Regions from separate parts of the Homo sapiens genome. Here region 2 is linked to region 1. A link is an interaction called in ENCODE POLR2A ChIA-PET data of the cell type or tissue named here. Cell type or tissue: PC-3. All regions are shown on one strand. Each heading gives the region's core, and the rest is flanking DNA. Links, peaks and the distances in the headings are about the cores only.

Region 1 (6,280 bases), core at 416-5,415:
AGGAGTGTGGTTCAGTTCCATTGTAGTGTGTAAGTTAGTGTGACACTGGGGAGGGGGTGGTGGTGTAGGGGTGCCCAGCTGATGTGGAATTAGGGAGGAGAGGAAAGTAGAGGAGGAGATTTCCAGAAGAGAGGTATTGGCCGAGTTGAGTGTTACTGCTTGAGAGTCTTCAACTGGATGCACAGAGAAATATGGAACATAGGGAATGGGGAGCCATCTCTGGGCTGCAGTAGTTCTGTTAGGTTGGTGTGTATGGGGCAGGTGAGAGCATAGTGAGGAGTGAGGTTTAAGATGTAGGTGCCTGTCATCCCAGCACTTTGGGTGGCTGAGGCAGGTGGATCACTTGAGATCAGGAGTTCGAGACCAGCCTGGCCAACATGGCGAGACCCCATCTCTACTAAAAATACAAAGATTAGCCAGGCGTGGTGCTGCATGCCTGTAATCTCAACTACTTCGGAGGCTGAGGCATGAGAATTGCTTGAACCCGGGAGGCGGAGGTTGCAGTGAGCCAAGATCACGCCACTACACTCCAGCTTGGGCGACAAAGCAAAACTCCATCTCAAAAAAAAAGATGTAGACAGCAAACCACAGACTATTTTAAATTACTTGCATTTCAAATAAAATAATATGATGGGACTCTGGGGTAGAGGGTGGCTTATTGAGATGGGATGATAAGTAGTAACGTCAGGGCAAGGAGCTAATTTCTGTGATAGTAGTACAATCATCCAGGTGAGCGATGATGCTTGGCAGTACCAGAGCAAAGGAAGAAACTGTTTACGGGCTTAGCGTCTCTCACACAAAGATGGATGATGATGATGATGTGATTTCTCTCATTAGCACTTCCAGGCTCAGAAACTTGGAATCATCATCTCACTGTGTCACCACTCCATTACCAAGCTTTCTTAATCTTTCCACATGTAATCTAATCTCACCCCTTACTTGCAGTCTAGGCCGGACCCTCGTTATTTAATATCAGAAGGTATTGCTAGTGTCTCCCAACTGGGCCTCCTGTCTCTAGATGTGCCCAGTGAGCTCTGCAGTCACCTTCTGACTCTCACAGCCCCTCAAGTGTCCGTGCTTACCCTTGCCTGTGCCATGCGGTGCACACTTCGTGAGGTGTATCTTCTTTCTTCCCCAGCCCTCTAATGTGTGTATATTATACTGTCATCTTCCTTCTCCAAGAAACTTTTCCCCCGACAATCTAGTTTTTCTTAAGCTCCAGCTGATTCTACACAGTGCATCCGAGACTTTTTAGTATAAATTATTTTTTTAACATCAGGAAATTTTTGCGGATCACTCAATATAGATTATGTTTCATGGTAGGTAAGAACATTCGCTTTTGGGAAGCAGGCATTCTGATTCCTCACACACACAAAAGCAAAGTAAAGCATTGCTAGCCATTCACTATTTTATAATCTCTAAACATTTTTATGCTGTTAATTTTTGTGTTTCACTCAAAAGAGTCTGAGCAGTGGCCTGAAATCTCTTTCTTTGACCATAAATAATAGTTTGTATGTTGTTCAAACAGACGTTGTGTACGTTAAGCTCACTCCTTGATTAAAATAAAATTCTCAGTGGCAATTCCAACTGTAGGGTTAGGAATGCTGTCATTTCGATTGTGTAGCCAGCCCTTTCGGTCAGAATTGGTTTTTAAAAAGCCTTCAGCTTCATTTTAAATTGTCCCCATGGACAGAAAACAGCATCCACTGTGGGCCGTCATTTGAATGTTAAAATCAGTTGGACACTAAAAGCGAATTTGCGAAGGTTCAGAAAATTGAGGGTGTGACCCTCATTGTGCCTGCTCTGCAACATTGTCTAGGGAAGGGAGGGATAATGGAGGTGACATTCTACCATTATCTGTGGGAGCATTTTACCTGCTTCATTTGAGGGGGATGGGTTAAAGAGAAGTTTAGAATGTCAAGTAAAAGTGAAGAAAGGTTTTTGGTAATAACTCTTTAAAAGAGTGATCCTATTGTTTTTCTTCCTTCACCCACATATATTGAAAGGTTTTTTAAAAATGAAATAGAGCTATTTTTAGAGTAGAGTGTCTGAGGAGTCATCTATTTGAACTTTCTCCCAGTTGCTGAAACCACTCTACAATACCACTAATAAATGTCACCTGATTCCTTCATAGCTTTTTTACCTCCTCACAGTCTTCATCATATCAGTTATTATTCTCACCCCATGTATTAGTCTAAAAGCTCTAAAGTCTTCCTGTTTCATGCCAGCTTTGTGTGTGTGTGGTTTCCTTTTTTTGGTTTTCAGGAAAAGCTAAGTTTTTCTGTTGCCAAGAGCTCATCATTCTAATGTTAAAAGTCAGAGTCCAGAAGAGCAGATCATGTTATTCGACACCATCTGTGTATCACTAGCTGTTCATTTCCTACATCTTTCTTTCTCTTCCAAAGTCAAAGTGTTCCACCAAAATAAGAAATAAAAACAATATTTATGTCCCCAGCGTTCTTGATTCCTATGCAGGAGTTTGCAGCGACTGAAAGTCCAGTCCTCATTTAGTTGTATTATCTTTTTACCTAACACTAACAGAAATTGGTAGTGGTCAGTGGATTTACTAAATCCAGTGAAATTTTCTATTTTGAATGTCTCATTTTAACTTAAAAGTTTTGTTTTAAGAATATAGCTTGTGAAGACTGAGTCACCCTGTGTAGAATTTTTACATTTCATCCTTTATCTTTCAATATAAATTGTAAATTGCTCAAGTATCTGTGTTCCTATTACTAAGTATTCCTAATTCTAAGGTAGTTCATAGTTAAATGGGTGCAACAAAGGGCAGTTCTTCATATTGTTGGCTGCTTATTCAGTCCTTCATTTAATTGCTCAGTGAGTATTTAATGATGCTTCTTGGGGCCTCTCCCTCAGAGGAGAGTATTGTTGAGTTTTAAATACAAAGTAATACTATGATATTTTCGTTTTGTATATCTCTATTTATACCCATTGAACAATTCATTTTAATCTAGTAGCAAATCTAAACAAATTATTTAAATCTAGTAAAATTGCCAAAGCTACCTAAAATGATATTTACTGCTAAATTATACACTTAAGACAAATAACACAATAGATATTCCACAGTTGCTCTAACACTTGCTTTATGCAGTGTACCTTTTAGGATGCTTTCAGCTATATGTAATAGAAAGTGCAACTCAGACCAACTCAAACAATAAGGAAATACATTTTCCTACATAACTTGAGTTCTAGAGTTCTTCAGAGAGATTTCTCCAAAGACCCAACATTTTTCTGCCCCTTCTGCTCTGCTATCCATGAGTCAGCTACCCACAAAATAATTCCATAATTCAGCTATCCATAGGGTAATTTTAGGGCTCAGAGGCCTTTTACTGTCTTATTGCTGTCTAACAGAAGGGAATGAGCCCTCTCCCTAAGCATGGATATGTCCATTGAGTCCAACGGGGCCATTCTTGGTCTGATAACCTTGGACTGGCAAGTCTGCAGGGGTATGGCATCCATAAACTTAATAATGAATTCACCCCTTGGAGCTAGGTTGCATTCCTGGACACAGAGTTCTATTAGGAAGAATAAAGGGAGAAATGGATTTTGGATAAGCGGCCAACAGAAATTATAGTATCAACAGTAGCATCACTTCTCAATGGGGGGGGGAAATAGACTCTAATGACCTTGAGGCTTTGAGTCAACCTTGACTGTAAAATGTTTGTAAAGTTTAGATAGAAATAGATTATTTATGGCAGTAGCTGCAGAACTTTGCACTTCAATGAAAACCCAAAGTCATTTTCTCCATCATCATTAACACGTAAATGCCCGATCTTTTCCAAACTTGTTGGTGATCCAGTCCTAACATGATACCTTTCAGAGTTGAGTGCCTTAATTTGTAACATGGACTAGAATTTTAATTGAGCTCCATTTGCATCTGTTGAAAACATGGTAATTAGGTATGTCTTAATTGCAGAATGACTCTGCCACATTAAAGAGAAATAAGCAGCTTCATGCTACACCTTCTTTAAAAAAAGAAACTTGAAAGTGCCTATCTTTATAGGTAATCACATGGAAACATAGCTGATAGTTCAGTGCATAGAGCAGGTTTAAACAGGCAGAAATGTTGTCAAAAATGGAAATTTCTATTTGTTTGGAAGGAGATAATCATCGCTCTTTGTGTAGGGTATCTGCAAAAGGAAAGCAAATAGTCTGTCAAAATGAGCAAAATTAAAGAGAAAAAAATCAAGAAATGTATATAGCACTTAAAATAGTACATTATCTAAATGTAAATTTATGATTAGTTCTTACCTTGTAATTTGCTGTATGAACACAATAGATCAAGCCATTTATTGCTGATATATTACTAGTACTTTTCTTACTTGAAAAATTGTTTATATGCATGTTCGTTTAAGGGAATAAAGATATTTTATGTACCTAATTATAAAGCTAGTATTAAATGTACAGATTTATTTTAAAACCTAAAATCTGACTAGTACATCAGTGACTTTGAATATGTATATTTTTTTCAAAAATTAAGCATGTGTAACCAATTTATTTGAGCTTTTGAAACTACAATATTTCTGCATAGGAGCAGGATAAAGATTTTTCTCTATCAAATAATTTCAGAATTTGAAGTATATATAATTCAGTACTTTAAAAGAACATCTTATGTTTGTACATATGAAGCTACATATTGCTAAATATTTTTAATTAGTTGGCATTCAAAGGGATTAGTTAAATCAGTACACCCCCAGAAGAGTTTCTGTGATAATGTATTATCTAATTTAGAATGTTCAGAACAAGCATAAAGAATCCTCCAATGTGCAAGTGTCATTTTAAACAGTCCACTGGCTTGGGGCAGGAAACAGAGGTAGGACTTTTAATTTTATAAAATGAGGTTACAAAACCTGAAGCTAATAATTGATTTCATACTACTTTATTTCACATACTTTAGAAAATAAGTTGTGTTACATACACCAGAAAATTATTTTGAATATGAAAAGAATTGGCAACAAACGTGACTTCAGCATATAGTGAGTTGTGAAGGCACTGCCATTATTCTGTTCCCAAGCCAAGAGCCGACATATGCCCCTTGAACTTCTGCCAAAACTATTAGGCAGAAAACTAACAGAATCGCTACTGATAGTTCCATTCATGATTTATGATAATGGTTGCTGTGGAAGACTAAATCATTTACATTTATTGAGCTCATTTTTCTGTTTATAGTTTCAGACATTGTAGAGGGTCGTAAAATCTATTAAATGATGCATACAGCACTAACAATAATAGCATGAAAATATACCAGAAACTAATTAGAGCTAAACCAAATATCATGAGCATTCCTACCTAGTGTTACTGTAGTCAGATTGTGGCTAGTCTTGTCAGGCTTGATGAGAGAACAGTAAGCATTTTTCTAAAGCTAGAGGAATGGTGATACCTGGCGATTAGATAAAGTTTTGGTCAGGATAAAGTCACAAGTCAGTTTTTACCAAAAGTCTTTCATTTATGCAGCCATTTATGAGCAGCTGCTGTTTGCCCCACAGTCTTCATTTGAGGAGCTTAGAGAATGGGAGGGAGACATGTATGTGATATCATATGAGAAGTGCAATAATAAAAGATTGTACAAATAAAGAGCTTTGGAAGTATAGGTGAAAGGAGGTTTCCATGCAGGAATTATACAAAATTCACTAGCTTCCATTTATCTAGTTTGAGTATACCAATAGACCTAGGTTTTTATAGCTCCAGAGAACTTCTGGGAATTGTTCTGTAATTATTTGGTCAATTATCTCACATTTGTGGCCACACCCATATCTCAAAAACCTGAAGTACTGGTTCACAAGCAGATAGAACACAGCCATGTTCAAGGGCATTAAGCAACACACTACAGCCCTGCTTGAGCTATGTTTACATTCTTTGGGGGAGCTCTCATTTGAAAAGGCTGCACATAATTAGTAAGCCCTTGGGCCAACTGCCAGGATATTCTTTCCCTGCTCTGTGTACACCACAAAAAATTATAGCCTGAACTCAGTATTATTTGTAAGATTATGGATTTTCACTATGTCCTTCTAGTTGTAACTGGCTTCTTCTAATAAACGTGCACAATTACTATTTATATCTTAATAGCGAGGAAAAGGAGCAAATTTTCTTAAAAGCCACCATGTCCTTTGGAGGAAGACAATGGCTTACAATGAGATAACTCGCAGTTCAGAGGAAGGCTAACGTTTCTGAAGTCATTTATATGCTTGGGCTGGGTGTGACTCACCCCTGTAATCCCAGCACTTTGGGAGGAGAGGCTGGTGGATCATGAGGTCAAGAGATC
Region 2 (6,280 bases), core at 632-5,631, 1.1 Mb after region 1:
AACCTCCCCAAATTGCTTCTGGGAATAATGTCACTGTTGTAAAACCTGAGATCAGTGCTTCAGATATTTTCCAGACCCTGTACTTGATGGATCAGCTGGCACCACCCAGATCGATAAACTGGCTCATCCTGTCTTGTGTCCCTCACCAGAAACTGACTCAGCACAAGAGGACACCTTTGACTCCCTGTGATTTCACCTCAGACCTGACCAATGAGCACCTGCCCCTTTTCAACCCCTGCTCAACAAATTACCCTTCAAAACCTAAACCCCAAGTAATAATAGAACCCCCATCTCCCATACAGTTGTCTCTGCATGAATTAAACTCTTTCTCTATTGCAATTCCCCTGTCTTGATAAATCGGCCTTGTCTAGGCAGCAGGCAATGAGGACTCATTGGGAAGTTAGAGTTTCCACTCTCTAGTGTCATCTCTGTAGTGAGGTAGAAATGATCGGTGAAGGGATTTGCCTACAGATGTTTCCAAGCACTCACAAAAGTGAGGACATTGCCCTGGGCCGTATGTGAAACAAACATCTGGGGAAAGTAATGTCAAAGCTTTTTGATATGATTGGTGAAAAGGAATGCTTTTCTTCTCCCTTCAATCAGTTAACAGGCCCTTATTAAGTATCTACTGTGTGCCTTGTTCTAGGGGAGACACCTAAGGGAATGCAGGAGAAAGATGCAGTCCACTCCAGCCTCCCAGGAGTGTCTGTCCTATTTTGTGCTAGCACTTACATTTAAGAAATAAACAACCACAGGCCGGGTGTGGTGGCTCATGCCTGTAATCCCAGCACTTTGGGAGGCCAAGGCGGGCAGATCACTTGAGCTCAGGAGCTTGAGACCAGCCTGGCCAACATGGTGAAATCCTGTCTCTACTAAAAATACAAAAATTAGCTGGGTGTGTTGGTGGGCGCCTGTAATCCCAGCTACTCGTGAGGCTGAGGCAGGAGAATCTCTTGAATCAGGGAGGCGGAGGTTGCAGTGAGCTGAGATCATGCCATTGTACTCCAGCCTGGGTGACAAGAGTGAAACTCCATCTCAAAAAAAGAAAAAAGAAATAAAGAACCATAGAAGATAATATATTTTCAAATAGTAAAACTGGAACATACATATCATTTGCTTCCTCCTTTTTTTTTCCGTTGAATCTAGTGAATCTAGGGACTACCTCGGGCCATTTACAATGCGGAACTCCCCTTTAGAAACAGCTTGATGAATGCAGAAAAATCAGCAAAATGAATAGAGTTTTAAATACTTAAAGGTAGCACATTATCTGGAGCAAGGAGAGCTTAGGGAAGAAAGACAACTATCTGGCTTGCCAGAGGAGATACTACTGTTTCAGCAAGAGCAATAAATACAGGCCAGAATTCGGGTGTATGTGTTTTGTAAAAAAGTCTGGATTGCAGGCCTGAGTGGCATGTATGTTATTTGCACTTGGTGACTTCTTAGTTATTACTGGTGTGTATCTTTGGGCCGTTGAAGAAGTTGAAACTTGGCTCTGTTTCTCCATGTGCCGTAACTCTGCTTGGTGTTTCAGCACCATTCAGTGTCAAATTTTTACTAAGAAAGCAGCAGTTACTGACACATTCCTACTGGCGAGAAGAGAACAGGCCCCAGCCACCAACATCTTGTATGGTTCTCAGCCATCACGAGAACTATCCATTATCTCAAGTCTTGTAAAGTGAAACGTAATGCCAAAAACTGTAAAATATTAAACAGATTGCAAAAATGAGTAACAGGCTAAAAAAAATATCTGAACGAAATTTAAAGGACTTCAAAAGCAGTCTTTGTTGGGAGGCCGAGGCGGGTGGATCATGAGGTCAGGAGATCGAGACCATCCTGGCTAACAAGGTGAAACCCCGTCTCTACTAAAAATACAAAAAATTAGCCGGGCGCGGTGGCGGGCGCCTGTAGTCCCAGCTACTCGGGAGGCTGAGGCAGGAGAATGGCGTGAACCCGGGAAGCAGAGCTTGCAGTGAGCCGAGATTGCGCCACTGCAGTCCGCAGTCCGGCCTGGGCGACAGAGCGAGACTCCGTCTCAAAAAAAAAAAAAAAAAAAAAAAAAAAAAGCAGTCTTTGATTAATATTGGATACCTTTCAACTGCAAATTCAAAGATATGGGAATACCTGTGAACAGTGGAATGCAGTCCTATGAGAGTTCATGTAAAATGACCCCGGGACATCTGAGACAACTTCTCTCACACACCTGCCCTGGAGAGAGGGCTCACAGTTTGAGAAGCTACTTACAGAGAAATGGAATCACTGTTTTTTTAGTTTTTTTGTTTTTTTTTAAAAAAACACTATTGCACTAAATGTGAACGTTGACTCCCTTTGGGGAAGAATTATAATATAAACTTAGCAAACATAGTCAATACTAAGAATATAAAAGAATTTATGACAAGTGAGTGCTCTAACACCTTGAAAATGAAAGGGAAAACGTTTCAAGCAAAATCTCTGTCTTCAAAGTTCTCAACTCCAGGGTCCTGAATAAATAACCAGTGAGAATTCAAGAGCTTTTCAGAAGAAGGATGTTTATGTAGATAACAATGTATAAAATGCTAAGGCAGACAACTCTACTCGGCAGATACGAATCAAATACCAAAACAAAGCAGCCTCTGCTATTATATATTCTGCAGAATCCAAGTATATCTAGCTCCTGAAAGAGAGGCAAACCATGCCCCTGGTCTTCTTACCGCAGATTAAAGTTTTCTGCATAAGCGTTAGCAGATCCAACAGCCAGAGGCTTGAGAATACATTTCCAAGGTGTGAGATAATAATCCTTGGATCTTGTTTCAGCCCCTACAGCTGGACCGACCACTCCCAACGGGAACTTGGTGGATGAATGTGATGACGACCAGGCCAACTGCCACAGTGGAACAGGTGATGACTTCCAGCTCACAGGTGCAGAAACCATCTTCATCCCATTGCTGTACCATTTCAGTTCATGTCTTAGTTGGGACCAGCTAACGCCTGTGTGTGTGCTTGTAACTCCGCATGGCAGAGAGCTGCCCAGGAATAGAAGCTGCCTTGCCAGAACACGTGCATCTTCATTTCCTCATGTCATCTGGATAGATGAGTTGTTCTTAATAGCCACAACCATTTGTAACAATAATTTGAGCCATTTCGAGAGCCAAAGGCTAGGATTATCTTAATTGAATAAGAATTTCCCCATGGCTAAATGTACTAAACCGATCCTTATTTTCATTATTTTCAGACCCCCCCCCAATAACACGTGCACCACCCCTACGTAACCACACACTTCAGAATGTTTATTTTCATTTTCTAATGAGGACAAGTTTTTTTGAGTGGATCCTTTATCCAACAAATGGATAAAGTTAGGCTTATATTTGAAGTGCGGCTTTTAAGTTGGGATTTGGTAAATCATTGTACATTAACATTTACAAAGGCAGAATTAGCTGCTATTTCACATCACCACCGACCAGCAAATGCATCAGAGATGTTGTGTGCCAAATGTCTCACTAATTAATCTAGAGTATTACTCTCTAATCTCCTAAAACCCTAAAAGCTAGGAAATGACCTTCTCTTCCACTTGGAATGGCAGAGGAAATATTAGGCAAGTGGAGAAATGGGATTATACCATTTGGAAATTGGCCAAGGCACTAGGGTTTTCACCCTGTGGTTGCAAAAGGTATCGTGGGACTTTTACTGCTCCCTGGGTCAAAACGCAGTTTCAATAGCATCTGACTCTCATTTGAGATTAAACATGAGCTTTTGAATGCAGGTCTGCATTTTTACCCAGAAGGGACTCGGAGAGCCCACATAATTAATTTCCATGGGCAAAACTGAAGGCGTTACCATGTAACTTCATAATAAAGCCATGTTATTGGCTAATGCATTCGTACAAAATCTGGAAGGAAGTGTCCTAGAGTACATTTCCAATTATTTCAAAAGCTCTCCTCTGAAGGAGTGAGAGGGCTCTGCACTCTAAGATGGAATAAAGAGTAAAAGAAAGAAAAAAAAATTGAAAATCTGTCCCAGAAATTTAGTACTGTGAACTGAGTTTACATTTAAATCCCACCTCCTAAAGCTGTCTCTCTCCAAATTTCCAGGATAATCATTTACATTCATATGGCCAATAAATGTCACATTGCTATGAGCTTTTGAATGCAAATCTTGTATACAAGCAGCCACAAGCCACAAAACTTAGATTAATTAATGCAGAGACATTTTCTGTGTAACATGTCAAGTTCAAGTTGAAAACTCAACCACTGATATAAAAAACAGAGTACTATTCCATGAACCAAGTCCTCTGGAAGCTTCCCGGGGTTGCCTGTAAACACTCTGCCACAAACCTCAGGCTTTTTACAGACCCCGTCACACATCCATAGTGAAATTTCTCATAAAAAAGGAATGATTGCAGGATCCCAGTGTGCCCTTTCAATTGCCCTCTTGTGGAAGGGGTTCTTTTCTTCATAAACCCTAAAGTGGTCAGTTAATATTGATTAGAAACAAAGCCTCAGATTTACTCCTCATATCAGAACAACCAGCCTTCTCATTTTTGCATTAGTTCATGACTGAATCAATTGAAACTGAAGGCTTTGAATGAAATAGGGCGAGTATGTTAGCCTGGAGCAAATTGTGTATGGCAGCGAGTTACAAACCACAGAAAATGGGTCATTTATAGTGGAAACACTGACAACCTTTCAAAACTATAAGGTTTTGCTTTACCTACAGTGTTTCAATTATTTCTTTGGTAGATAGAAGAAAGTTCATTCTGATTTTTTCTTTTTACATATTAGCATGGTGAAAAAAAGAGTTATTCCCAGATCAGCACGTTTGTCTCAATAATTCTATAAATACTCTCATATACTAAGAACCGCTGAGGATGTTGATAAGGCCTGCCCCACACCTCCATCAAGAAGAAGCCATTTTGGAAGACATTCTCCTGCTTCATATTCATTATTGCAAGAAGGCAGTCTTTTTCTTTTTAAAACATATTTTACTTTACAAAACCATTTGCTATTCTTTTCTGAAAATGGATGTGCTCACATGCCATTGTTTGCAAGAGGCAAAAACCTCACCTAACCCAGACACCTTTTTATATGGAAACTACACATCTCCTATGCTCACAAGCAATTTTGCATCCTTTTTGCTAATTCTGGCATAGGTTTTGCTGTCAGGACTACAAACGTGGATGTTTAGTGTGATGAAACCAAACCAAGAGCGTTATTGCTTTAACCCTAATAGGTAGAACATGGAAATTGGGATCAATGCTGTCTTTAGGGGTTGTCTGTTCCTTAGCACAGGTGGTGTGGATTTAATTTCTTCTCCTGGGGTGACCTACTTGTATCTAGAGGGGAGAAATATTGTAATGAAATGCTCGTTACTTACAAACCACACCAAATTCCAGGTGTACTGTACCAAATGCATGGAAATGAGTAGAATGTGCTCTCCCAGACCTGCTAGCCAAGGTGAAAATGCTTCCCTGAAATTACTCATTTGCAAATGCCTTTGAAGTCATTAGATAATACACTTGGCCTCAAAGGCACCAGGCAGCCAAATTTTACGTTGGAGCTGTGTGTACCCAACCGTGGAATTTGCCTCCCAAACTATAGCAAAACTGATAATGCATATCGGTTTTAAAAAGCGAATTTTCACCTTGAATCTTTCTCCTATAAGACCACTGGGAACAGAACGCTAATGTATCCTGGCCTCCCTCCAATTCTGCCATTATAGATTCACCTTCTTAACCCATAATACATATAATTCCTTCTTCCTAGTGCCTGCCTTATTGAGGCCATGCACACATGTGACCACTCATCCAGCATATTTGCTGGGAGAACTGAGGTACCATGACTTGGTGCTGCAGTTGATTAGCCTAGAAATCTTAAGACCATTCCAAGAGCACGATTTTATGGCCCTCTGATTCATGCTATGGATATGTAACATGATTTCTGATCTGTGGGAGCTGCCAGATAGGCCTGTCCCAAATAAAGATCGTCACAAATCTTTACTGAATGATATTATTGGGAAGTGCACAATTATGGCACCCTGTAACCACCTCCAGAACTTTCCATGGTAGGCATGGGCCCACCCCATTCCCTTACCCTGAATTGGTTCAATACTGTATCTGGACATAACAGGTTACTTCCAACCATAATCTGCATCGTGGATAGACATAAGGAAAAACAGCTTTCTCAACCACCTACGTAATAACAGCAAACCACTGTTTCCCAAACTCAGTGGGTTAAAAGACTCACCTGAAAAGCTTTCAAAAATACAGATTTTGGCTGGGCATGGTGGCTCACACCTGTAACACCAGCAC

What was found. Peaks named below come from ENCODE experiments on the same cell type or tissue, not always from the same donor. Only the 100,000 strongest peaks of a DNase experiment are listed, where the experiment ranks them.
Region 2: POLR2A ChIA-PET joins it to region 1 with 7 read pairs; 1 of 35 experiments calls an interaction of 5 or more read pairs at or near these places.

Annotation. Positions count from the first base shown.
Region 1 is chr10:34,319,309-34,325,588 of GRCh38, reverse strand. The region is part of intron 19 of PARD3 (par-3 family cell polarity regulator); the gene reads left to right. Among named protein-coding and RNA genes, the nearest start is that of LINC02629, 420 kb to the right of the region's middle. In PC-3, for the core only: no CTCF peak of the experiment used is centred there; no DNase peak of the experiment used is centred there; H3K27ac peaks cover 1,543 bases.
Region 2 is chr10:33,199,506-33,205,785 of GRCh38, reverse strand. It overlaps NRP1 (neuropilin 1), which reads left to right. Exons shown (of 17, transcript NM_003873.7): 11 at 2,791-2,895. Among named protein-coding and RNA genes, the nearest start is that of IATPR, 86 kb to the right of the region's middle. In PC-3, for the core only: no CTCF peak of the experiment used is centred there; no DNase peak of the experiment used is centred there; H3K27ac peaks cover 915 bases.